3 separate regions of the Mus musculus genome follow, and all the other regions are linked to region 1. The links are chromatin loops, found by intact Hi-C in ENCODE. Cell type or tissue: heart. All regions are shown on one strand.

What was found. Peaks named below come from ENCODE experiments on the same cell type or tissue, not always from the same donor. Only the 100,000 strongest peaks of a DNase experiment are listed, where the experiment ranks them.
Region 2: it touches region 1 in a loop (2.7-fold over the local background); 3 of 42 quality-filtered maps call a loop at or near these places.
Region 3: a loop joins it to region 1, with 2.6 times the contacts of the local background. A loop is called at or near these places in 13 of 42 quality-filtered maps.

Annotation. Positions count from the first base shown.
Region 1 is chr9:53,666,273-53,674,272 of GRCm38, reverse strand. Cul5 (cullin 5) reads left to right here and starts at 6,766. Exons shown (of 19, transcript NM_027807.4): 1 at 6,766-7,235. The coding sequence starts at 7,212. Gm16124 (predicted gene 16124) reads right to left here and starts at 7,180. Exons shown (of 2, transcript NR_166653.1): 1 at 6,918-7,180. In heart, CTCF peaks have their summits at 495 (motif pointing right) and 4,267 (motif pointing left); DNase peaks (open chromatin) are centred at 502, 6,772 and 7,182; H3K4me3 peaks cover 1,477 bases; H3K27ac peaks cover 1,383 bases.
Region 2 is chr9:53,532,842-53,540,841 of GRCm38, reverse strand. It overlaps Atm (ataxia telangiectasia mutated), which reads left to right and starts at 4,171. Exons shown (of 63, transcript NM_007499.3): 1 at 4,171-4,279; 2 at 6,876-6,977; 3 at 7,070-7,182. The coding sequence starts at 6,906. Npat (nuclear protein in the AT region) reads right to left here and starts at 3,795. Exons shown (of 18, transcript NM_001081152.1): 1 at 3,654-3,795. The coding sequence starts at 3,690. In heart, a CTCF peak has its summit at 3,947; a DNase peak (open chromatin) is centred at 3,971; H3K4me3 peaks cover 3,350 bases; H3K27ac peaks cover 2,567 bases.
Region 3 is chr9:53,250,571-53,258,570 of GRCm38, reverse strand. No RefSeq gene overlaps it. Among named protein-coding and RNA genes, the nearest start is that of Ddx10, 6.5 kb to the right of the region's middle. In heart, a CTCF peak has its summit at 4,018 (motif pointing left); no DNase peak of the experiment used is centred here.

The DNA of each region.
Region 1 (8,000 bases):
CTCTATCTTTTGTTTTTCTATTTAATGATAACTGGACTAGCTAAAGTTGTTTGAAGTTTTCTGGTACTGGAAAAGTAGATAACTAGATGTGCAACTATGTATAAGAAAACAGCATTAGAGATGCTGGGAAGCCAGGCATGTCTTTACTGCTAGCACTTGGGAACTTGAATCAAATAGGTGGATCTCTGAGTTTCAGGCCAGTCAGAGCTATGTAGAGATGTCCTGTCTCAACACCCATCCTACCCAGCAAAACAAGAAGTGCTGGGAGTGTGATTCTTTGAATCTGTCCTTTTTTTTTTTTTTTTTCCCGAGACAGGAATAGCCCTGGCTGTCCTGGAACTCACTTTGAAGACCAAATCTGTCCTCTTCTTGTATCAAGTCCAAGTGAGACAGCAGTCCCTGTCATGGGAGTTAGTTGTTACACCACAGCGGTTACACCTTAAATAGGGGCTGGAACACTCTCCATCCATCTCCACTACTGCAAGCAGAACAGTGGCCATTAGAGGGAGCCAGAGTACCAGGTTCAAGAACCGACCTACAAGTCTTGCCTTGTCTGTAGCTACTTAAGGTAGAATAAACCTGACATGGACACTGAACCAAAAGGGTCTAGAAGGCAAACAAACAGGTCAAATGGAAACATCAGAAAATCCAGAACAATCTCCAGGTTCATCACTCCTATCCCACAGGAAGAGAGTTGAGGGAAAACTCTTGCTAATTATGGTCAAAGTCTATCAGGGGTCCCTTTCTTTGACCTTGTCTGAGGAATTCAATCCCCCATCCCTCCATGTCTACCTGCAGAATATCTCCTAGCCTTAGTTAGATTATAGGTTCAACTTCCTTTCTCCTTCAGGACCCAAGATTCCTGAAATGCTTGAAAAGCTTTCCTTTGCCGATGAGGTATTTCAATACCCTAACCCATCCCGGATGTTACCACCCCAAGTTCCCAAAATTACATAAGCCTTGAATCATTCCAAGTAAAGTTGATCTGCCTCCCTGCAACTGGTCTTGGTGTGTTATTACCAAACATACTCACAGGGTTTCCGAACCCCTCAATTTCCTCCCCTGTGTAACCTTTGCCCTCGTGAACATACCAATGATCCTGAGGGCAGGGGGTTGAGAGGTCAGGAGAATAAGGCAGGGCAGGTCATCTTTAGATAAGGGGCAGAGAGGAAATAGTTTTGGAGGTGGCAGCCTCTGGGGAGAAGGGAAGAATTAGGTTTTGCTTTGCAGGGTAAGATTCACATCTAGGCCGGGCGTGGTGGCGCACGCCTTTAATCCCAGCACTCCGGAGGCAGAGGCAGGTGGATTTCTGAGTTCAAGGTCAGCCTGGTCGAGTCTTTTGTTTCTGTTTTTGTTCATATCCCCATTCCACCCCCCGAAACCATCAGACAGAATAAGTAAGCATCCAGTCACAAATTGGAGCCCCAATTCTGTCAATCACCCATACTATGGTGGTGAAGAGGTCAGCTCAGCTGCTAGAAAATTCCAATGGACTCCATTCCCCCCCCGCCCCCGCTTGGGTGGATGACATTTTTTGGACATTGGACAGACTGAAAGACAAGTTAATTATTCTTTCCCACCACACAGGTTCTGACCGTAAGGAAGAAAGAAGCACGGGAAGAAAGATCTGGACCTGTGAAACTTTTGGTCCTCCAAGACCCTTCAACAGCAGACCTAGTACTCCAAGACCCTCCTCCTCCAAATCTCCCTACCCTTGCCCCATGGCACCAGTTCTGGCATCCTCAGCCCATACGAGTCTGGGGTCATTGCACCCCCTCTTTACCGGAGGGAGGGATGGGAGGAGACCTGAGAGCCACCTCTCTTGATACCACGATGGCTCTCTCACTGAGGGCATATGGGCTTCGTATGGGCAATCAGGCTATGCAATATTGGCCCTTCTCTTTGGCTGACTTATACAACTTATACAACTGGAAAGCCCAACCACCCTCACCCTTTTTCCAAAGGGCCAGTTAATCTCTCTGAGATTGTTTTATTTATAATGCAGGAGGCCAGAAGCCAGAGACATGGGGGCACCATTGATTGACCAGGCTGTCATGGACAGTGGGCCTTCCCTGACTAGACTTGACTAGGACTTTAATATGGCAAAAGGCAAGGGGCACCCAAAGGTCTAACACCAGGCTACACTGGCAGGTCTCAAGGGGGCGGAATGACAACCCACAAATTTGAACGAAGTACGTGAGGTTAAGCAGAAACCAGATGAGTCACCCGCAGCCCTTCTAGGGCAGCTCATGAAGCCATTTACCCAATATACACCCCATGACCCCAGCAGCAAAGAGCATAAAGCTACTGTGACAGTGGCTTTTATAGACCAGGCTAGTAGAGATATCAGGAAAAATATTCAGAGGCTAGAAAGACAGGATAAGCCATTGAGGAATTTAGTGTAGGTTGCTGAGAAAGTTTACCATTACAGGGTAACAGAAAGAGAAGGAGCAGAGAAAGAGAAAGAAAGAAAAGTGACAGGGTAGGAATCTACAGAAAGTCTGGGCTACAGTAGTTAGGGAAAACAGAGAAGAGAGACTCCAACCAGAGAGAGACAGAAAATCCCTTAAAAATGACCAGTGCACATACTGCAAAGAGAGAGGCTGCTGGGCTCAAGAGTGCGCTAACAAACAGAAGCTGGGAGCAGGAAGTCCCAGGCCTTGGGAAAAGCACCCCCAAAAGGCAAAGGTCTTAGCCCTGGATAAAGACAGTGATTAGGGGAGACAGGGCTTGGACCCCCTCTCAAAAAACCCAGGGTAACTCTGGGAGTAGAGAGGAAACCCACTCAATCCTTGGTGGACACAGGGCTCAACACTTGGTCCTCCAAGCTGATGGCCATTTCCAAGAAGAGAGCTTGGGTACAAGGAGCCACTGGCACCAAAATATATTCATGGACTACCCGAAGAACAGTGGACCTAGGGATGGGCCGGGTATCCCATTCTTTTAGGGTTGCCCCAGACCGTCCCTACACTCTGTTGGGACATAATCTCCAAAATGGGGGCCCACATACACTCCCTGCTGGTCCAAAAGGAGAGACCTCTCAAACTGATGCCTGCTGAAAGCTGAGGCTACCTGGTTTATAGATGGGAGCAATTTTCTCCATGAAGGTCAGAGACAAGCAGGTACTGCTGTGGTGGATGGCACAAAAGTCATCTGGGCAGAACCTCTACCTCCACCCATTCCCCTGCACCTCTATCCCATGGCACATGGACACAGAAAGTGGAGCTAATTGCCCTCACCAAGGCCTTGGAACTTGGAGCCAGCAAGAAAATTAACATCCATGTGGATAGCAGATATGCCTTTGCTACAGCCCACGTCCACAGAACTCTCCCTGTAGACCAGGTTCTCCTCGAACCTTGCCTCTGTCTCCCAAGTGCTGGGATTAAAAGTGTGTGCTACCACTGCCCAGTCCTTAATAAGGATCTTAATGTTACACTGAGAAATGATATGCATTCCTTGGTGCACAGTGGCATGACTGTTGGGAATGTAAACAACTAATTTTAGGATTGAGCTTCTAGTCTGTTCCACAAAGAAAATTTACACACAGTGCTGTAACAAAGGACAAAATGCCAGTGGCTGGGAAGGTCTTAGGCCTCAGTGGAGAAGCAACTGCTACTGCACTGTTAAATGAGTATGATGTGCCTAGTAAATTGCCTTTTTTTTTTTTGGTTTGTTTTCAAGACAGGGTTTCTCTCTATAGCCCTGGCTGTCCTGGAACTCACTTTGTAGACCAGGCTGGCCTCCAACTCAGAAATCCGCCTGCCTCCGCCTCCCAAGTGCTGGGATTAAAGGCGTGCGCCACCACGCCCAGCTGTAAATTGCCTTTTAAACATTTGTGATTATACACATAATTACTGCAGCTGTCAGCCTAGTTTGTCGTGGAGGGATTTCCTTTCCTGCAGTGTACTGCAGAGACTCGTTAACCACTTAGCTAACCTCCTGAGAATTAACTGTGGCTGTGGCAGAGTGGCCCGGTGTTCAGCTTCCCATGGAAAAAAATAACTGGGTACCTACAATTACCACCCGTGCCTCCCAATAAGCTCAGAAAGCATCATAGAAGTAAGGATGGAAAGAATATAAGCCAAAGGGAGGGGTGGCAGGTTGTGTGGCTACTCCTTGATTGAAACATTTCTTCCTAAAAGGAGGATGGAGGCTAATGAGACTCAAGATGCCGAGGTTAAAGTTCAAAGCTTAGAAACTGTATTGGCTGGTGTTCTCCGTTTGTAAAGAAAGTCTGCCCCCAGCTGGCTCTGATTGGTAATAAAGACTTGCCTTACAATGGCTGGGCCAATGGAGAGAGGGCAGGACCTGGAGAATTGCAAGGGCTAGATAACCAGACTAGAGGAAGAGAGGAAGGACTGGATATAAGAACAGCAAGAGAGCAAGGCCAAACAGCTTTGCCTTGTTCGTACAAGAAGTTGGGTAAGTGGCCACTGGCTACCCGGGAAGCATGGGAAGGTTTAGGAGTCTCAGGAGTACCAGACGGGAGTGTTTACTAGCAGGGGAAAGTTTAGGAGTGCCCAATCTTTGAGCTAGTCATGGCATGTCAAAATTAACATACTTACATGTGTGTTGTGTGTATGTGTATCTCTCTGTGTATATGTATGTGAGTACAGAGTCCCTCGGAGGCCGGAAGCATTAGATCCCCCACAGAACTGGATCTTTCCAGACAGCCGGTATATTTTTTTACCCGAGTCATCTCTCTGGACTATTCTCCCTTCTATTTTTGCATCCTTGGCTTTTTTTTTCTTCTTCACTGTTCTTTTCACAATGTTTAATTAATACTTAAGGTTTCTGCCATGAGTGATAAATTCCAGCATTCAGTAATTAATCTATTAAAATGTATGGAATCAGCTGAGGTGGTGGCAAACTCTAATCCCAGCACTCAGGAGACAGAGGCAGGCAGATCTCCGAGTTCAAGGCCATCCTGTTTAAAGAGCGAGTTCCAGGAGAGTCAGAGCTACACAGAGAAATCTTTCTGTTGTGAAAAACAACAGAACAAAACCAAAAATGAATAGAATCATGTCTTGTTTGTTTGTTTGTTTTGTGTTTTTTGAGGCAGGGTTTCTCTGTGTAGCCCTGGCTGGCCTTGAACTCAGAAATCCACCTGCCTCTGCCTCCCAAGTGCTGGGATTAAAGGCGAGCGGCACCACACCCGGTTTTGTCATTTTTATTTTTTTAATGGACTATGATACCCTTTTTATTTTATTTTATTTTTAATGTATGTGAGTATACTGGGCCATCTCTCTAGCCTTTACATTTAATTTTTGCCATAGCACTATGCTATAGATGTTTTAATACTAATTTCACAAACAAGATAACTAAGGCCCATTGTGAAGTAGCAGATTTTTTTTTTAAGATTTATTTATTTTATGCATATGGGTACGCTGTAGCCGTCTTCAGACACACCAGAAGAGGGCATTGGATCCCATTACAGATGGTTGTGAGCCACCATGTGGTTGCTGGGAATTGAACTGAGGACCTATGGAAGAGCAGTCAGTGCTCTTAACCACTGAGCTATCTCTTCAGTCCTAAAGTAGCAAATCTTAACTCACTTTAAGTGCTATATTGTTTAGATAGGGGTCTCACTTTATAGCTCTAATTGGCCTGGAACTTAAGAGTGTGCTAGGATTAAAGGCATGCTCCACCACACCCAGCACGAAGCAGATATAAAGAACTCTTGGCCTTTTCCGAGGGAGGCGTATACCTATAATCCCACCAGTCACTCTGGAGGCAGAGGCAGGCAGAACTCTAGAGTTCTAGGTCAACTTGGTCTACATACAGAATTCCTGGCCATCCAAGAATACATAGAAAGTCTTCTTTAAACATAGCTACCTGGAATGCTTGGGGCAAAAGGAGTTTTCAGGCATAATATATGAAATAAAATCCTTCAGAGTGGAGCCTGAAAGTCTGCTTTTCTAAGTAGCACCCCAGGTTATATTAATATAAAGAATGCACTAGCAACGTTTGAGAAACTTTTGTTTTCTTGGGTTTTTTGACCTAGCTGTTCTGAAACTTGCTCTGTAGACCAGGCTGTCCCCAATCTTACGGAGATCCTCTTGCCTCTGCTTTGAGTACTGAGACTAAAATTGTTGGACAGTGAGAGATGAGTTTCAAAGAAACAAATTTGATACCAGGTGGTGGTTTCCCACACCTTTAATCCCAACACTTGGGAGGCAGAGGCACCTACCTCCACTCTCCGAGTTCAAGACCAGCCTGGTCTACAGATGGCGTTTCAGTACAGCCAGGGCTACATAGAGAAACTGTCAAAAACCAATCCAACCAACCAACCAAGCAACTAAAACCCCCAAAGGGTAGTATTAGGAACTTGCATAATGCATTAAATAACAGCTAACCTGAGAGATCCCTGTATAAATTACATTCTCTTCCCTTGATCAGAGATTCGTGATCAGAAGCGATGCAATTTGGAGAAAATACTATAGGGTGCTCTAGGATATGTCTTAAGGAACCCAAGATTAACAATCACTTCTTGAACAAGCAGGGTTTTTTTTTTTGTTTATAGGAATAACAGTACGTTTGTGCATCATTTATTAATTGACTGGGCGCCTTCTCTCAGTCAGCATTTCCTGAGGACAGCAGTAAGAAGCCTTCCAGGCTAATCTAATCCTGAGCTCTGAATAGCCATTCCGATCTGGGGCGAGCGCGTGAGGGCTGCGCCGGCTCCAGCCAGCAGAGGGCGCGCTCGCACCCTCCGCGCGGGCCTCGGGACCCAGTGGCTTGCTGTCGCCTGGGTTGCTCCCGAGCACGCCCCCGCCCGCCGCGTCACGTGACGCCGCCACGGACCCTGAGGTGCGGGCCCTAAGCCGAGATAAAGTCGTTGCCGGCGGCCCAAGCGGGTGCAAGCCCAGCGGCAGAAGCGAAGGCGAGCTGGGGAGGCCCGAGGAAGTGGCTACTACCTCTTCCCGGTCTGGTCGGCTCCCGGTCCCTTCCCACCATTCGCCGCTCGCGTCTCCTCAAGCGTTTGCATGCGCTCTCTCGCGTGGGCAGGCCGGGGTGACCATGTAGCTGGAAAGCCCGAGGAAGCACGGCTGCCCGGGACGAGCTCGGCGCTGACGGCACGCCGCTCCGGCGTCCCCCGCATCCCCCGCCGCGGCCTGCGGGGTCCTGCTGGGAACCCCGGCCTCTCGAGGAGGCCTGGCCCCGAGCGCCGCCAAGTCTCGCCCCGTCTCGCGAGAGTCCAAGTTGAGAACATGGCGACGTCTAATCTGTTAAAGGTAAGTCCCCCCGGCTGCAGCCGGGCTTTTGCCCGGCCATCGATGCGCTCGGCTCCCGGGGAAGGACCGGGCTCCGTGGGAGCGGCAAGATGTGTATGAGGAGAGCGGTTCGGGGTTGTCCACCGGAATGAGCCGGGGTGGCTGTTGCCCGAGCACCCCGACGCCGGGCCCTGGCCTCGGGGGTCCAGAGGACCTGGTGGGTTCCTCCCGCCGGCTCACCGACTCGCAGCGATGCTTTCAAGGGACCAACCCCGGCTGGGAGCGAGAGCAGTGTCGCTGGGCCGCACCAACCCATCATTGTGACTCTTGGGGCCCGTCCCTTCTGAATGGAGTGTCAAAGACATAATAGGGGAAAAAAATCCCAGCAAAATGCTGCCTAGCAGGTTTCAATGGCTGGTCCCCCCATGCTCCCCCAACCCCATTCCTTAATTTCTGTTCGCACTCTGCAGGAACTGTGAGTTAGACAGCAGTGCCTGCCTGCCACTTCACCTCTTTCCTCCCTTCTCTGAATGTCACACCTTCCCACCAGTTCTCTCACGCCTGGCCGTCTATTTCCACCTTTTCTCTGTCCCTTGAGGAACTGTCTCCCAATCCTGACCTCCCTTATAGGACATCGATGGCACCCGATCAAGTGCTGCTGTCCATCCTTTTAGGGTGTAGAAAAGTTTTCATTTAAAGAAAGCATTGAAAAGTTGTAAATGCCAGGAGAGTCCCAGGGCGAGCAGGTTATGTAGAATCATCTCTAAAAAAATGAGGATTGAGGAA
Region 2 (8,000 bases), 130 kb after region 1:
TGTTTGGGGACCATGCCTAGTATGAGCGCTGCATAAAAGAATAGTTAATAAGCTTCAAATGAAAAGACAAAATGGTTAAGAACCAGAAAACTGGACTGGAGAGATGGCTCATCAGTCAAGAGTGTATATTACTCTTCCACGGACCCGAGTATGATTCCTGGCACCCACTCAAGGTGGTTCACAACTGCCTGCAAATCCAGCTCCAAGAAATCTAATATCTCTGGGCTCCACAAAACCAAAATGTGGTGTGCATTCATGCACACACATACACACAGAGATTTAAAAATAAAGTAACACAAACATGAAACACTTCAAGTGTCAGCAGTGAGTGTAGGTATTATTCAAGATGTAGAATGATTACAATTGCATCCTGGTAAATGTTTATTATATCATTGTCTTCAATATAAAAGAAAATAAAACCAATGGCTCCCGATCTCTTAAGAATATGCCAGTATTAGTTCTTTTTGCCCTTAAACCAGTTCTTTATTTTCTAGGACTCTATTTTGGAAGCTAGACTTCAAGCAGGCAGTTACCCGGTTCACCTATCACGGCTTCCGGCTACGGTTCTAAAAGGGGAAGGGCTTGTATCAGACTGGAATTCAGAAGGAAGAAGCCTTATTCCCTGATTGTCTCACGAATCTTTGCTCTGACTACAGACAGTCCCTTAGGAGACAAGACTTCAGTTTCATCTTCCACATAGTTGTCTCTGGGATGCTGTATAACGCCCTGTCTCCAGGATTAGCATGGCTTCCTGCTGTGCTGAGTTCCTTCATCCCATAAGCTAAGAAGCTTTGGCACCACCTGTGTAACCAAGTCCTTCATTAAATCCTATCACATTAAACATAGGACTTAGTTTCTGTTTTCTGAATGGACACCAACTCATACAGAAACTAACCTAGTTATGAAATTGAAAAAAAATCTGAACCCTTCAATCGTAAAAGTGCTCCTTTTATACATAGAACTTAACATTTTTGAAGTTCCTAAGAACTCTGAAACTTGAATCCAAAAATTCTTGTTTGAATAGAGAATACTGATTAAGAAAGTTTCAGTTTAGTAAGAAGAAAGAAAATTTAGAGGTAGACAGTAGTAACTAATACTACAGAACCATAAACTTAAAAATAGCTGTAATTATCAATTTTGTTATGTGTACCTCACCAAGAAAATCTCTTATCCACCAACAAAGTTACTTTAATAGGACAGTGGCTACTGAAAGAACTTTCTGATATCACATTTAACTTGAACCTTTAATACAAGGAACACAGGGGGAAAGGAATATACTATTTCAAAAAATGTAAGTACTTTAGTATACTGTAGCCTAGCGCAAATATTGAAAAGATGAGGCTGGGTAGAAACCAGCTCCACAGAGCACTTCCTATGACATATTAGTAAAAGCCAAACTGATGACCTAGAGGCAGCAAGCAATGTATCTTGGTCTCTACAAGAGTTTGAAAAATTCCATCGAGGCAATAAATAGCTGGCTGAGTAGAGAACACTTAGGTGAATAATTCAGTGCAGTAAGCTGAAGAGTTAGAGGAACGTGAACTAGTAAAGCTACTAAGTAACAGGCGGTTTTACTAGTAATCTCCTGGGTGACACAGGGCACTGGACAATGTGAGAGGGAGTTGAGAAAAATGTTTTGGTATTAAAGGGTAAAAAAAATAAAGAAAGAAAGAAGTGAATGTTAAGTAAAATTACTTTTCCTCTTATGCTTAAAAATCTGGCAGTGTTTGGAACAAGACAACAGAACAACCAACAACAAAGACCATATGCAATCAAGAAAGAGGGGCTAAAGATGGTAAGGGGGTACCACAGAAGGACCCTGAGCAAGCAATAAACCTGTAGATAGAAGTGTGTGTGTGTGTGTGTGTGTGTGTGTGTGTGTGTGTAAAGATAGTACTAAATCACAGAACTGAAAATAGTGGGAGGCTTTTTTTGTATTCCAAGTTCAAAAGAGGTTCAATTTTTAGATGCTTCAGCAATATTTGCAACCCGAGTATACATGAATTGCAAGTAGAGTATGAGGAAAGGCATCACAATTCCAAAACAGAATGGGAGGCATGCTGGAATTCATGGCACTGAAAGCAGAATCTGAACAACAAAGATGATTTTAAGGATGAAAAGCAACAACTTGAGTTTCTAGGCATCAAGAGAATAAGTTACCTTGTTAGTGGGGCAGAAACATAATTATTCCAATTAGAAAGGCCCTGTCATTTCCTTAAGGTTTTCTTAACAAGGCAGGACTTTCTCTTCAGGGGATATGCTGACAGTATATAAAGCCCCTCCCCACCCCCTTTCTTACATGAAGGAATGACATCCTACTTGTATCTAATGAAATCAGGGTTGCTATTAAGCATCCCATAAAATCTGAGGAAAGAAAACATGGAAAAATCCTCATAAAAATTATCCACTTTTCAATGTTCATACTACCAAACTCCAAAAGCCACTTTTGAGGCTATGATCATGGAATTTTATATGGATCACAAGACTGCTAAAAGTCGCAGTTCTTACCTAAACAATACGTATAGGTGGGGAGAAAAAAAATCATGTGAGTCTACTTTTAACCAATTTTGTATGAGCCTAATTTTAAAATTACAAGAAAGCTAAGTTTAAAAATCACAGGTATAAATTTAACTATCCAAGTCTGATGAAGATGAAAACATTCAAAACACTAGTTTTTGTATTTAAGTTTCTCAAAAAATGGACAGTAGAATCGTACAGAGCCTCTTAAATAAGTCCTGCCTAATGTGCAATTTTTATTTTTTGGACAGGGCTGGGCACAAAGCAAATGTTCGTAACGGCTGTGGAAACTATGGAATGAGTCCTCATACTTCGACCACTTTCTTTTAGAGATGTCCCAAATAACGTTTCAAAGTCACTGTCCAGTTTTGAGCCTAAGAGGCTCTTGTTCCCTACAGAACAATCCCTTTTATTCTTTCACAGGACAAACAACGAAAACAGTCTTTTCCAGAGACAGTATCTCCCGACCAACCAGTGGTCTATGAACAAACCCTTTTCGAAAATGGAGGAAAACGAGGGCTAGAACGTGTGCAACCAGAAGTCAGTCGTCGTACCTCCTAAATATTTGCTCAAGAACACGACACGCTGCCGTTCTGAAATATGCAATTGGCGTTTCAAGCCACTATGGTGGGCCAGGGGTGTGGGGCCCTCCCTGTGTCCCAAATTCCCAGTGCTAAGGTCGGGTTATGGGTAAGGGCGTCGGAAAGTCTTTCCACAAGGCTGGGCGGCCGGGGAAGCGGGGGTCCCCCCGCCTTTTCCTTTATCAGTCCCGGCTCTTGACAAGGGAAAGGGTAGGGGACACGCAGCCTCGTCCATCACGCAGGCGACACTCCTTCAGGTGTCCCAGCGGGCCTGGCTGTGCCTCGGAATCCAGGCCCCAGGTGTTCCCCGCCGAGCTTCTTTCTCCCTTCGGCTGCCCCCATCGCGCAGCAGGAGGAGAAGGGACATCCCTACACCGAGGAGCTTCGACTGTCCCAAGGCGCCGAGGGACCGAGCCTCTCCGCTAGTCTGAACTTGGACGGGAGCAGACCACTCCTCAGAGCTTCCCCACCCCGAGCAGCCCTCCCCCTCAGCCCCTGGTCTTTCCGTCCCCTCAGCCCGGGTCCGATCACCCGCCCTCCCAGGCCGCCGCTTACCCAATACCAGCCTGGCTACATCCGAGGGTAACAGCATGATCCGAGCTGCACAGGGAGCGGCCTGAAGGGACGAGACTCAACTCAAAGCAAACACGGCGACAGCCCCGGCGCCGCCGCATCTCCCGGTTCCACTGGAGGTGCTGAACCCGCGGCAATTTGTCCCGCCTCTTTCGTGCCACACTAACCAATCGCTTCCGCGGGAGACAGAAAGGCGCCGAAATGAAACCCGCCTCCGTTCTCCTCGGAACCGTCGTCATTTCCGTCTGCGGAGGGTTGTGGCCAGAGAGGACCTGGTGGCCGGCTGTGGGAGCGTCGGCCCCTGGGCGGAGTTGCGGGAGCGAGGGCAATCGCCATTGGTGCGCACTGCGCAGGCGCGTTTCCTCAGGCCGGGAGACTGTTTTGAGGGGAGCGAGTGTTTTGAGTTGGAGAGCGCGTGATGCCTACGCGCAAGCGCAGTCGTGCGGCGGCGCATGCCGACTTCTTCCTTTGGGGCACCCGTGCCTTACCAACTTGCTGCTTTATAGAGCCGGAAGCGGGAAGGCGTGCGTACAGAACCAGCTGCTAGATCCGTGCACGCGGGAAAAGGCGAAGCGACCTGGGTTTGCATTGGCAGGCAGAATGCAGCGGTAGGAGCGAGGGACGAACGCTCGGGGACTTCTGTGAGGGGAAAATTCTCTTCTGAGCCCATCTTTCCTCAGCTTCCGAATGGCTCTTACCCCTTCTCTGCAGAACGGCCGTCATCTTCTCCCTCTTTCTGCAGACCCTAGATGGAGTGAGCCTAAATCTTCCCTTCTGCACGTCCCTCTTTCCTATCTGTCATCTTAAGGGTTCTGGTCGATCTAGATTTTTTAAATCTCATACTTTAGTCTCAGAGCGTTTATTTATATTTAAGCTACAGGTTTGCACATGTTCGTAGTTAAGAGCACTGGCCCTTGGAAATCACAGTCTCGTATTCTCATTGTCAGTTGTATTGCCTGTGTTGTCTGTAGTAGGTAAGTGGCAGCCACTCTGAGCCTTTGAAAATGTTTAACCTGCGCTCCTTCCCCGGTCCCACCCCCGCCACCTGGCACAGATAAGTAGACAGCTACTTTTTCAAAGCGACAATGTGATAGGAAAAACTGTGTTAGCCGAGGAAGGACTGGTTCTGTGGAAACTGAGCCTGAAAGAATCGACTTTGCTGCTAGATCTTGCCGGGTGTAAATTCTTCTGCAAGATGGTAGCGAAGCTTTCAGACAGAAGGAAGTGCATGGAAAGGCACAAAGTGTAACGAGCTCTTGTTATTGAGTGATACAGATTTTGCAAGTTTCCAGTGTATTGAAGCCAGAGGAAGGGATGAGAGCAAGAAGAGGAGGAAAAAAACAGTCATCAAATAGATTTATAAAGCGATCGTAAGAGAAGACAGTAACAGGATGACAGTTATACTGAATATTTGCTGTGTGTGTGTGTGTGTGTGAGAGAGAGAGAGAGAGAGAGAGAAAGAGAGAGAGAGAGAGAGAGAAAGAGTGAGATAGTAAGAGAGAGAAAGAGAAAGTAGGTGTGTGGTGGGGGAGAGGGAAACAGAAACGGAAACGAACTCCTTAAAGTAGATACTGGTATCATTTTCTCATCTAGCATCCAGAAAACAGGTGCCAGTTTAACCAACATGTTGCAGGTTGGATAACTGTTAATTGAATGGACCTGGATCCGAACAATACAGCCTGACCATAGAACCCACCCTTTTGCAACCCAGGCTAGCCCCTAACTCACAATTGTGCTGCCTGAGCCTCCCCTAGGCCTGCAATACCTGACTGAGCCCCAGTGCTTTTTACCACTAGCCAAGACTAACATGCCACAGGTGGGGTTATTTCTGGGAAGGGGAGATGTAATTATTGTCAAAATGCATCAACTTGACTGAACCCTCAAAAGGAAGATTTGATTTGTCTGTTCAGGGGCTGTTGCTTAGGAAGCTTTTTTAGTTGAATGTTGGGAGCTGAACTATGTTACTTGTTTTAATGTCTCAGCATTTGTTCACTTGATAGCTCTCTTCATCTAGTTGGATAGCTTTGGTTCTGCCACCCACCACTATTTGGTTGGTTGGTTTGTTTGTTTTTGAGTCAGGGTTTCTCTGTTGCCCTGGCTGTCCTGGAACTCTTTCTGTAGACCAGGCTAGCCTTGAATTCAACAGATCTACCTGCCTCTCTCTCTTTCCTTCCCTCCCCCTCCTCCCTCCCTCCCCTACTCCCTCTCCCTCCCTCCCTTCCTCTCCCTCTCCTCTCCCTCACTGCCCCCCCCTTTCTGCCTCTTTCTGCCATTCAGTTCATTCAGATCTTGCATTTACTTAATTCATAACAATTTAATCTAAATGATAAACTGTTGTAATTTGGGGGGGGGTATGAGCTTCTTTAGCTCAGTGTGGCATTGATCTCACTGAGGGTGACCTTAAACTTCTATCCTCCTTTCTTTACCTTCCCACTGGTATTGGGATTACACTAATGTGCTGTGGCACTCTCTGTTCTCTTCTTTTGTTTTCTACTGTATTTTGATTTCCTTTGAGGCATAAGTTGCAACTTGGAACTATGGATTAATACTTGTATCATCACCATTGTCACCAGATGTCTCCAAGAGGGTAGGCTGTGTATCAGTATGGTTCAGTTATTTTCTAGCTGTCCATAGCATGCCTAACCTGATACACTGTACATGTGAAACAAATATTGTTTGCTGTTATCAATGAATGTTTTCCTTTTTTTTTTTTTTTGTTTTTTGAGACAGGGTTTCTCTGTGAAGCCCTGGCTGCCTTGGAACTCACTTTGTAGACCAAGCTGGCCTCGAACTCAGAAATCCGCCTGCCTCTGCCTCCCAAGTGCTGGGATTAAAGGCGTGTGCCACCACGCCCAGCGAATGTTTTCCTTTTATAGAGATAATACTGAACTGTTTCATTTTATTCAAAATAATAGATTACCATGCTAGGCAAAGCACACATTTGAGAATTAGAGCCTAATTTTGATATACTTTAAGAAAATGTCCTATAGAAATGTTAAGAAAAATTATTGTGCCTTTGATCACAGTGTGCCTCTGCATGTATAGTTAGGTTTAAATGTGTAGTTAATGTCTAAAATAGTTACGTACAGGTCTAAAGTACAGCTTACTGGCACATCACATGTTTAGTATGCTTAAAGCACCAAGCCAGTCCTTAGCAAAAAAAAAAAAAAAAAATCAATGAAATTTGTATATTTCTTTTTACAGGTGAGGATGCATGTTCTGAAATCTTAAACCATGAGTCTAGCACTCAATGATCTGCTCATTTGCTGCCGGCAGTTAGAGCATGACAGAGCTACAGAAAGAAGGGTAATATAGTATTTGAAGTTGTTTTTCTTGAAGCAAATGTGTGATAGGTAACATAGTATGTTATTATTATTATTATGTTTTTTTATTTTCAGAAAGAAGTGGATAAATTTAAGCGCCTGATTCAGGATCCTGAAACAGTTCAACATTTAGATAGGCATTCTGATTCCAAACAAGGAAAATATCTGAATTGGGATGCTGTTTTCAGGTATCCTCTTTGAACTTGTGTTTCTTTTTCTGTTTTGTGATGCCATTTTACTCTTTAATTTTGTTTGCTGTATATCATTATGTGTTACATAGGAAGTTGACCCTTAGTGGTTATCTGAAAGTTTTAAAAACATACATAACACTGGAAGGTTTATGTCATTTCTTTGATAGAATATTTTAGATGTATATCCTGTAACAACAAGAAAGATGCATCAGGGTGCTGGCGAGATGGCTCGGAGGGTAAGAGCACTGACTGCTCTTCCTAAGGTCCTGGCTCACAACTACCTGTAATGAGATCTGACACCCTCTTCTGGCATGTCTGAAGACAGCTACAGTGTACTTATGTATAAAATAAATAAATCTATGGGCCGGAGCTAGCAGGGATGAGCTAGTGGGGCCGACCAGAGTGAGCAGAGGTTCTAAAAATTCAATTCCCAACAACCTCATGAAGGCTCACAACCATCTGTTCAGTTATAGTGTACCCATATACATAAAGTAAATAAATAATAACTAAATTGTTTTAAGAAAACAAGAGGCATCATAGGATTCCTGTCATACTGCTTTCTTGAGGCTGAGGCAGGAGGCCAGGCCAGTCTGGCTTTCATAGTGAGTTCTTGTCCTATCTGGTCTATATAGGGAAACTCTGTCTCAAATAGAGCAAAAACAACATGAGGATTCTGTTCATTTTTACTATAAGAATCTGTTTCAAATTTGTTTTAAACATAAGTTACAGTAGCTGGGCGATGGTAGCACTCTGGAGATGAGGTGGGCAAATCTCTGAATTCTAGGCCTGCCTGAGCCATAAAAGTTCCAGGACAG
Region 3 (8,000 bases), 420 kb after region 1:
TGGCACGCTGCTGGAACACAGTTAAGACTGGAGCCCTTGAGTATTCTGAAAGCTTGTGAGAAAACTCTGAAAGTCTTGTGACCTAAGTTTCTTCAAAACACAGAACTGTTCTTGGAATGCGTTTCCGTGCTCCTCCCCGGTATAGCAAATAGGAGTGAGCTTACTTTAGCTGTTGTTGTTCATATATCCATATTGGAAACACATGTTCTTGTCCACGTGCTGCCTGTCCTTGTGATTGTACACTTTACTCAGTTGACTTCTCTTAACCCTAAGAGTGTAAACTGTCTTATGCTCTGAATAAAGTTGGCTATTGCATGAGACTTTAGTTGCCTTTCTTTAGATCCTGCTTTCCCAGGGACACGCTGTTTTTAGAGAGGTAAAAGCATGCCTTCAGACCACTTGGAGCTTTACAGGGCCCAAGTGTAAGGATGCAGTGGTGGATAGAATAGAGCAGCTGTAGGGCAGCAGTTCTGTCTCCCGACTCTGACTGGAGCCCTGCAGAGACAGTGGGCAGGGTTTCACACTAGGAAATAAATAGCCTCAAAGGCTATTTATTCCATGCATATCCTGCCCCCCACCCTCTTCCCCCGCCTAGGGAGAGGGGTAAGGGAAAAGGGGTGTGGATTCAGGGAGCCTGGCTGCTGACTCGCTGTAAACCTCCTTCCCATCCTCAAAAGATAAAAAGAACAGACCCTGGTCCTGCCACTTCCATTGTCTTCAGAGAACTGACATGCACTCCCTATTCCTAGTGTTGGGGGTCTCAGCTCTCCTTGGGAGCCCTGCCACACTGTTTCAGCTTTACCTCTCAGTCTACAGCATTAACAACTCTTACAACAAACTCAATCCTGGAGTATCAGTGTCAGCGTCCTCTTGAACCCTCTCCCATCCCATTCAAAACCCCACAGTAAGGACTTTCCCTTTTATGCTGTGTAGAACAATGAACCTTAGAGAATTTTGAGGAGAGGGGTGAACTAATATAGCTTGGACTTTAACTAGATCACTTTAACTCTTGAGTGGATAATAGGCTGGAGAACAAAGACAGATATTAAAGAAAGGTAAGAGAAAGAGATAAAAGAGAAGAGATCTGGGGTGGTGGTAGGATAGGTGGTAAAAAGTGGCTGTGTTAGCAATCAGGCATTTCCTCTGGCCTGCCCTCAGGGACTTACAGGCAGCTTTAAGCTATGTCTGGGTGCAATACATGCAGCTGTCTCCCGTGCATAGATAGATAGATAGATAGATAGATAGATAGATAGATAGATAGATAGATAGACAGACAGGATATATCATATATATGATCATATAGATAGATCATATATAGATTCTCTCTATATTTATAGATCTCATATATTTGTTCAAAATCACCCCGGGTATGTGCAGATCACTTAAAACTCTCCCAGATGATTATTACAAGACTTTTCACTAAGGATGCTTTACTGAGCATGCTCACAAAGATCTTCTGCACAGTACGGATGGCCAAGCTACAGTTGGTGGCAGGGTTATATAACTCCTAATTCACTATGCATATGCAAATAGTTTTAATATACCTGCCTCATACTTTTGAAAAGGAGAGGGGGAATGGCAGGGAAATAGCAGCCCATTAGGGGAACCTGTGCTTTAATTATATTATTCTCTTATAAAAAGAAAAAGCAAAGAGAAATATCCACTAAAAACAGGAAATTTTGAGATGGAGGAAAGTGCATAATTGCTGGGCTGTGGGGAGGCGGCCTAAAACAGATGGTGTTTGATGCACTAATTTAGGACTGTCCTAGGATATAATTATGTTCAGTTCGGCTTAGCAACCCATGTCAAATTAAACTAAGGAGAGGTAGTCTTTGGCATTGTAAATATAATTTTAAGATCTAGGGCTTTATTATCTTCTACATTAAGTAATACGACGATGATTTGTATTTTCATTTCACTGTGGGATTTTGATAGAGGACAGAGTTAGTTCATTCAAACCCAACCTCTAAAATAAAAATTGACATTTTGTTATTTGAAACAATGTCACTAGACTTACTATAATAGTCACTGGAGCAATTTGAGGAGAGACCGGTATGTCCCATTTTTGCCCAGGACAGACCTAATTTATATATTAGGTAAGTTATTAATAATTCTTTCTTTGTTAAAAGTATGTCAGTTTGCCCATCACATGCCTATGTCCAAAATCTTGTTGACAGTGAATGAATAATGGGGGCTGGAGAGAAGGCTCAGTGGCTACGCATGTCCCGAGGGTGGAACTCAGGCGTGGGCTGCTCAGCGGGCATCTTCATGGCTGGCCCTGGACCAACTGGTGATGAGGGTAAATAGTCTTACATGAGAACAGTATTTTGTGTTGATGGTTGGTTTTCTATGCAGTTTCAAAGGTTTGCTTATACCATTTCTATAATCATTTGATAGGATTACTTACCACTAATCATGACAAGGTTGTCTGTGATCGCAATCTCTATTCCAAACTACTGTAAGTTATCTGAAAAATTTACCTGCGTTTATTTTTTAGGGGGGGGGGAGGGTAGGGTAGATGTGGTCACTGTTGTAAATGTCCAAAAGGAGGAAATTTTTATGTAATTTATGGCTTTAGAAGTTTCCTCCAAAGCGTCTGCTCTGGCCTGATATGAGGCAGACTGTCATGGTGGTGGGACCTACACAGCGGAGGCTGCTTACATCAGAGAGGCTGTGGAGCAGAGGGAAGGAAGGGGCAGAGACAAGATGGCTCCAAACTTTCCCCTTCCTGCCCTGAGTTACAGACTTCTTCCAGCTAGGTCTACGTTTTTCCACAACCCCACAGTTTAATAATATTATTAAATAATTTTAATTAAGTAAGTAATACTATTACTTGCTGTGGGCCAAGCCTTCAACGTGTGAAACTGTGGGACATTTCAAATTCAACTTGTAACAATGGAACAATGGCTCTAAACATTTGTTTGTGGATGTTTGTGCAGACATAAGCTTTCAAACCTGTTGGGTACAGTGTGGTGGCTGTATGTTTAGAGAATATGTAGGTTTATAAGAACCCGTCTTCTAAAACAGCTGTAACACTTTGTAGTATCTCAGGAGTGAATGAAGCCTATCATTCATTGTCCATCTCAGCCTTTGGTGCCATTAGCACCTTTAATGCATCCTTTGCCTCATCATAGCCTACAGCAGTCTCCAGCACTTTATCAAAAAGACATTTAAGAGTTTCTATTGAAGACAGACCCAGCAGTGTGGGCCTTCATTTATCAGGTTGTTGATCCTCTTGAATATCATTCATCCTTCTTATATTGGAGGATTTTTGTTTTGTTTGCTTATTTATTTACTTATTTTTGAGACAGTGTCTTATGTTTTCTAGGCTAGTCTCAATCTTGTTATGAAGCCAAGGATGGCCTTGAACTTTTCATTCTCTTGCCTTTCTACCTTCCCATGCTGTAATTACAGGCACGAACTACCACAACCAGTTTTATGTACTGCTGGGGACTGAACCCAGAGCCCCACAAAAGCTAGGCAAGCTCTCTGTGGACTGAGCTCTATCACCTCTCAGATTAGCTTCATCCCCTGGAAAATAGGTTGGGAGATGCTTAGAGACAGTGTATGTAACAAACCCAGCTCTGTATGGCATTTCCTAACTGCTGTTAAGAAAAACAGTATGGGGCTGGTGAGATGGCTCAGTGGGTAAGAGCACCCGACTGCTCTTCCGAAGGTCCAGAGTTCAAATCCCAGCAGCCACATGGTGGTTCACAACCATCCTTAACGAGATCTGACTCCCTCTTCTGGAGTGGCTGAAGACAGCTACAATGTACTTACATATAATAAATAAATAAATCTTAAAAAAAAAAAAAGAAAAACAGTATGTGGGAAAAAAAGCAACTCAGAACTATTCTAGACAATTTGAAGAGTACTAACTGCAAACATCTCAAAGGCTCAATGATGTAGAAGAACAGGCCAACTCACCAACAAAGTACTTGGTGGCTATAAAAATGCATGGCAAACTGAATCTAAGCCCCAGGGGAAAGTGGCACTTAATCTTCTGCTGCCACCTGCTGGCCAGAAGTGAACTAAATAATGAGCAGTCCTAAGTTTTCATGTAGTGGCTAGTGCTAGAAGTTGAACGTGATTAGGGAACGAGTTTTCAAGCATTTTTAGAATATTAGAACTCTTAGGTGTGGAGACATGAGGAGGAAAAGTCGAGAAGACACGAGAAAGGAAGAATGCCCCTCCCCTGGAATCTAGTTTACTTTTCCTGCTGAGAGTAAAGAAATGTCAATTTAGAGCCGGGCGTGGTGGCACACACCTTTAATCCCAGCATTTGGGAGGCAGAGGCAGGCAGATTTCTGAGTTCGAGGCCAGCCTGGTCTACAGAGTTAGTTCCAGGACAGCCAGGACTATACAGAGAAACCCTGTCTCGAAAACCAAAACCAAACCAAACCAAACCAAACCAACCAACCAAACAAACAAAAAGACCCGTCAACTTAATACATACAGAGATAATATGTGTTTTCCTAAAGATGTCTCTAACAAGGGTGTTAAATACAACAATTAACCATGTTTATTAGCCCTCCTTTTTCCTCTCTAAGTTTAAACCTCATAAGACCACCTTACAATTTCATTGACACAAGAAAAAAATAATAATATAAAATGTAAGCATGAGGCCTGGAGAGATGGTTCGTCAGATAACAGCACTCCCTGCTCTTTCAGAGGACCCAGGTTCAGTTCCCAGTCAGTACCCCCCACAGTGATTAACAACTGTCTGTAACTCCAGTTCTGGGTGGTCAGACATCCTGTATTGTCTTCTTCAGGCACGATGTGCATGTGGTTTATATACATACAGTCAGGCAAAACACCCATAGACACAAAATAAAAAGTTAAATAAATAACATACCAACTCATATATTTTTATTTAACTTTAATCATTCTAAAATTTTAAGTTTTTCTTAATCTTTAACCTTGTAAATTCCCCTTTAATCTTTGATGACTATAACTCAGAAAGCTACGGGATCATATATATATATATATATATATATATATATATATATATATATATATGTATTCATATATGTATATGTGTGTGTTTAAGACACTCAAGGACATCTGGCTCTCAGTAAATCTGTACCAATGTCTTTGGTTAGTATACTATTCATCTCCTACATGGCTCTATCTAAACTCACTAACTTGATAAACTCACTAACTTGGCTTCACTCTGGCTAAGTCCAGAATCTCACTGAGAAAAAAATCCTGAAGAAGTTTTTGAGGGAAGTCGAGGATCTGGCATTATCTGAGTGTCTCTAAGTGGGAGGAAATCCTTAGGCTGCTAGGAGTTTGCTATTGTCACCTGCTGCTGCTGATACCCACATAAGTTTTTATATAACACTAGTAAGTGGAGATACCTTTGCTAAGAATATCAATATTATTTATAGATCATATGAATTAAAATCATGTGGATCATATGGATATGTCTTTTCATATGTTAATATTCCAGAGGCTTGTCAATGTTAGTGACAGTAAACATGAACTGATATGAATTATTTTCTTAATTATAATTGGATTCACGATTAGGATCTGTTTGAATTTCTTTTAGACAATCTGTTCACTAAACACATAATCCCCTAGACACAACTAAATGGGAAGAGGAAATAGGATGCATGCATTGATTTTCCCTGAGTGCCTCTGGCTTTCTCTGAGCTCATGGAAAGGTCTTACTGTGCAGGTTCCTTTAAAAAACACTTTTCCTTAATACAAAAAAATTTAATTCAACAAAAGTTGCTGGACTACCTGGACTACATCCTGTAAACCAAGCTAATCAATCCCCTTTAAAATATATATGCATATACGTTTATTCTATCAGTTCCGCTCTTTTCCAGAATCTTGATTAATATAATAAGTTCTAATAGATGTTTTTCTTTTTCTTTTCTTTTAAAATTTTGTTTGTTTCCAAATGGGGTTTTTCTGTGTAGTTCTGCCTGTCTTGGAACTAGCTTTGTAGACCAAGCTGGCCTCAAACTCAGATATCCTCCTGCCTTTGCCTCCTGAGTGCTGGGATTAAAGGCATGTGATATTACCACCCAGCTTAAAAGATATTTTTCAAAGTGAATATATGGAGTTCTGAGAAGAAAAGGGTTTTATTTAGAGAGTGGTTAAACTTTTAACATCATTACCATTTGTTAAACATTATGTATTGCTTAATTATCTTAAATAAGTATTATTAGACTTGTGGATTTCTTTCTTTCTTTCTTTTTTTATGTTTTAGAGCTTTATTGTAGAAAGGCAGGGGGAAAGGGATAAGGTAGAAAGAGGGAGAGAGGCCGGCCATAGCCACGTGGAGAGAGGGGAAAGAGAGAGAGGGAAGGAGGGCTAAAGAGTAAGAAAGGTGAGAGCTTAAAGAGCAGATTGTGGATTTCTAAAACCCAACTCAAGTCAGGTGTCATAAGACAGGTAGGAGATACAGGCAGGAGGATGAAGAGTTCAAAGCCAGCCTGGATTACTTGAGAACCTGTTTCAAGAAACAAAGTCCAAACAAACAACATGTAATGCCTTCTTCTCCATAGGGGACACACTGTACATCCTTAGGAACGTCCAAAGCCATGGGTAATTCCAAACTGTGTAGACATCACCAGGTACGTGGGCCACAAGTCTGCCTTCAGAGTTTCCTTGTATTAAAAAAAAATCAAGAGATAGAAATTGATAAAGTGAAATAGATTTCTTTGCAGTTTGGTTCAACCAAGGAGACACAGGCTTCTAGCTTCTCTCTCTTTTCCTATGACAGTGTTATAATTTTACAGAACAAAAATGAAATAAGGAGAAAATTTGTGTTCTTGTCCTCTGTCTGTGAGGTAAGCTGTCAGGGCTCAGCTGCTTGAGATTGGTCCTCCTTTGGCCTCTCTCTCAGCACGTGAGAGCCACCAAGTTTTATGATCCATGCTACACTACTTCATATATAGCATGCTTACCCTATACACTCAGACCTCTGATTCAGTGTAACACATAGATTAGACACAGTAATTACTAATCAAACAGAACAGTTATAACAATGTACTGAAATAAAGTTCCATGGTTCTACTATATGGGAGAATCAAGACAAATATTAATTATTTTTGGACTGCAGTTGACTGTTGGTTAAAAAAAATCACAGAAAACAAAATGATGGGTGGAGGGGGCCCTTGTATTTATGTGAACATAGATGTTATTCTGCAGATTTTTTTTGAGGGGTGGACTAAGATTCTTAAACCTGATACCTTAGTTTTTCCTATATGTTTTTTCAAGTGTTTTCTTGTTTTGCTTTTTGAGACAAGGTCTTGAATAGCTTTAGCTGATCTTGCCCTTGGCATGTATCCAAGGATAATCTTAAAGTCCCAACGGCCCCTACCTATATCGTCTGAGTTCTGGGATTACAGGTGTGCACTGTGATGTCTAATGTTTATTAGACATCTTGTGATGTCTAATGTTATTCAATGTTGGGGACTGGACTCAGGATCTTGTGTATGATAAGCAAGCACTCTGAATTGCATCTCCAGCCAGTTTTTTTTTTTTAATATTTTAAATAAGGAATCAGAGACTGGTAAAGGAAAAACCAGGCAGAAGAAGATCCAGGATCTGTTTACCTTCCCTGGAACAATGTTATAGAAAAACAAACAAACAAACAAACAGTCAGGAAATATGCAGCTGTCTATTTAACTGTGAGGTAAGTGTCAGAACTCTGAAATCTTTTAAAAAGAGATTTATTTATTTATTTATTTATTTATAAGTGCATGTGACCTACTGATTCTATTTAGTATTGCTCATCTGTGCATGTGTTTGGGGCCGACCACTTGGGATTGGATGACCTATTCAGGGGCTTGTTCCTAAAGAAAACTGATTCTCCTCTCTTTCTCAGCAGCTATTCATTTCCTGTAGCTCTGCCTCTAGTGGCAGGGACTTGTGGAATTTCCCCATCTATGGTGGCATGTCTACTGGTGTTGTCATTATGCAGGGGTTTTTCAACCAACAACATTATTGAGATTTCATAGATCCAATTTCCCTTCCATGTCTAG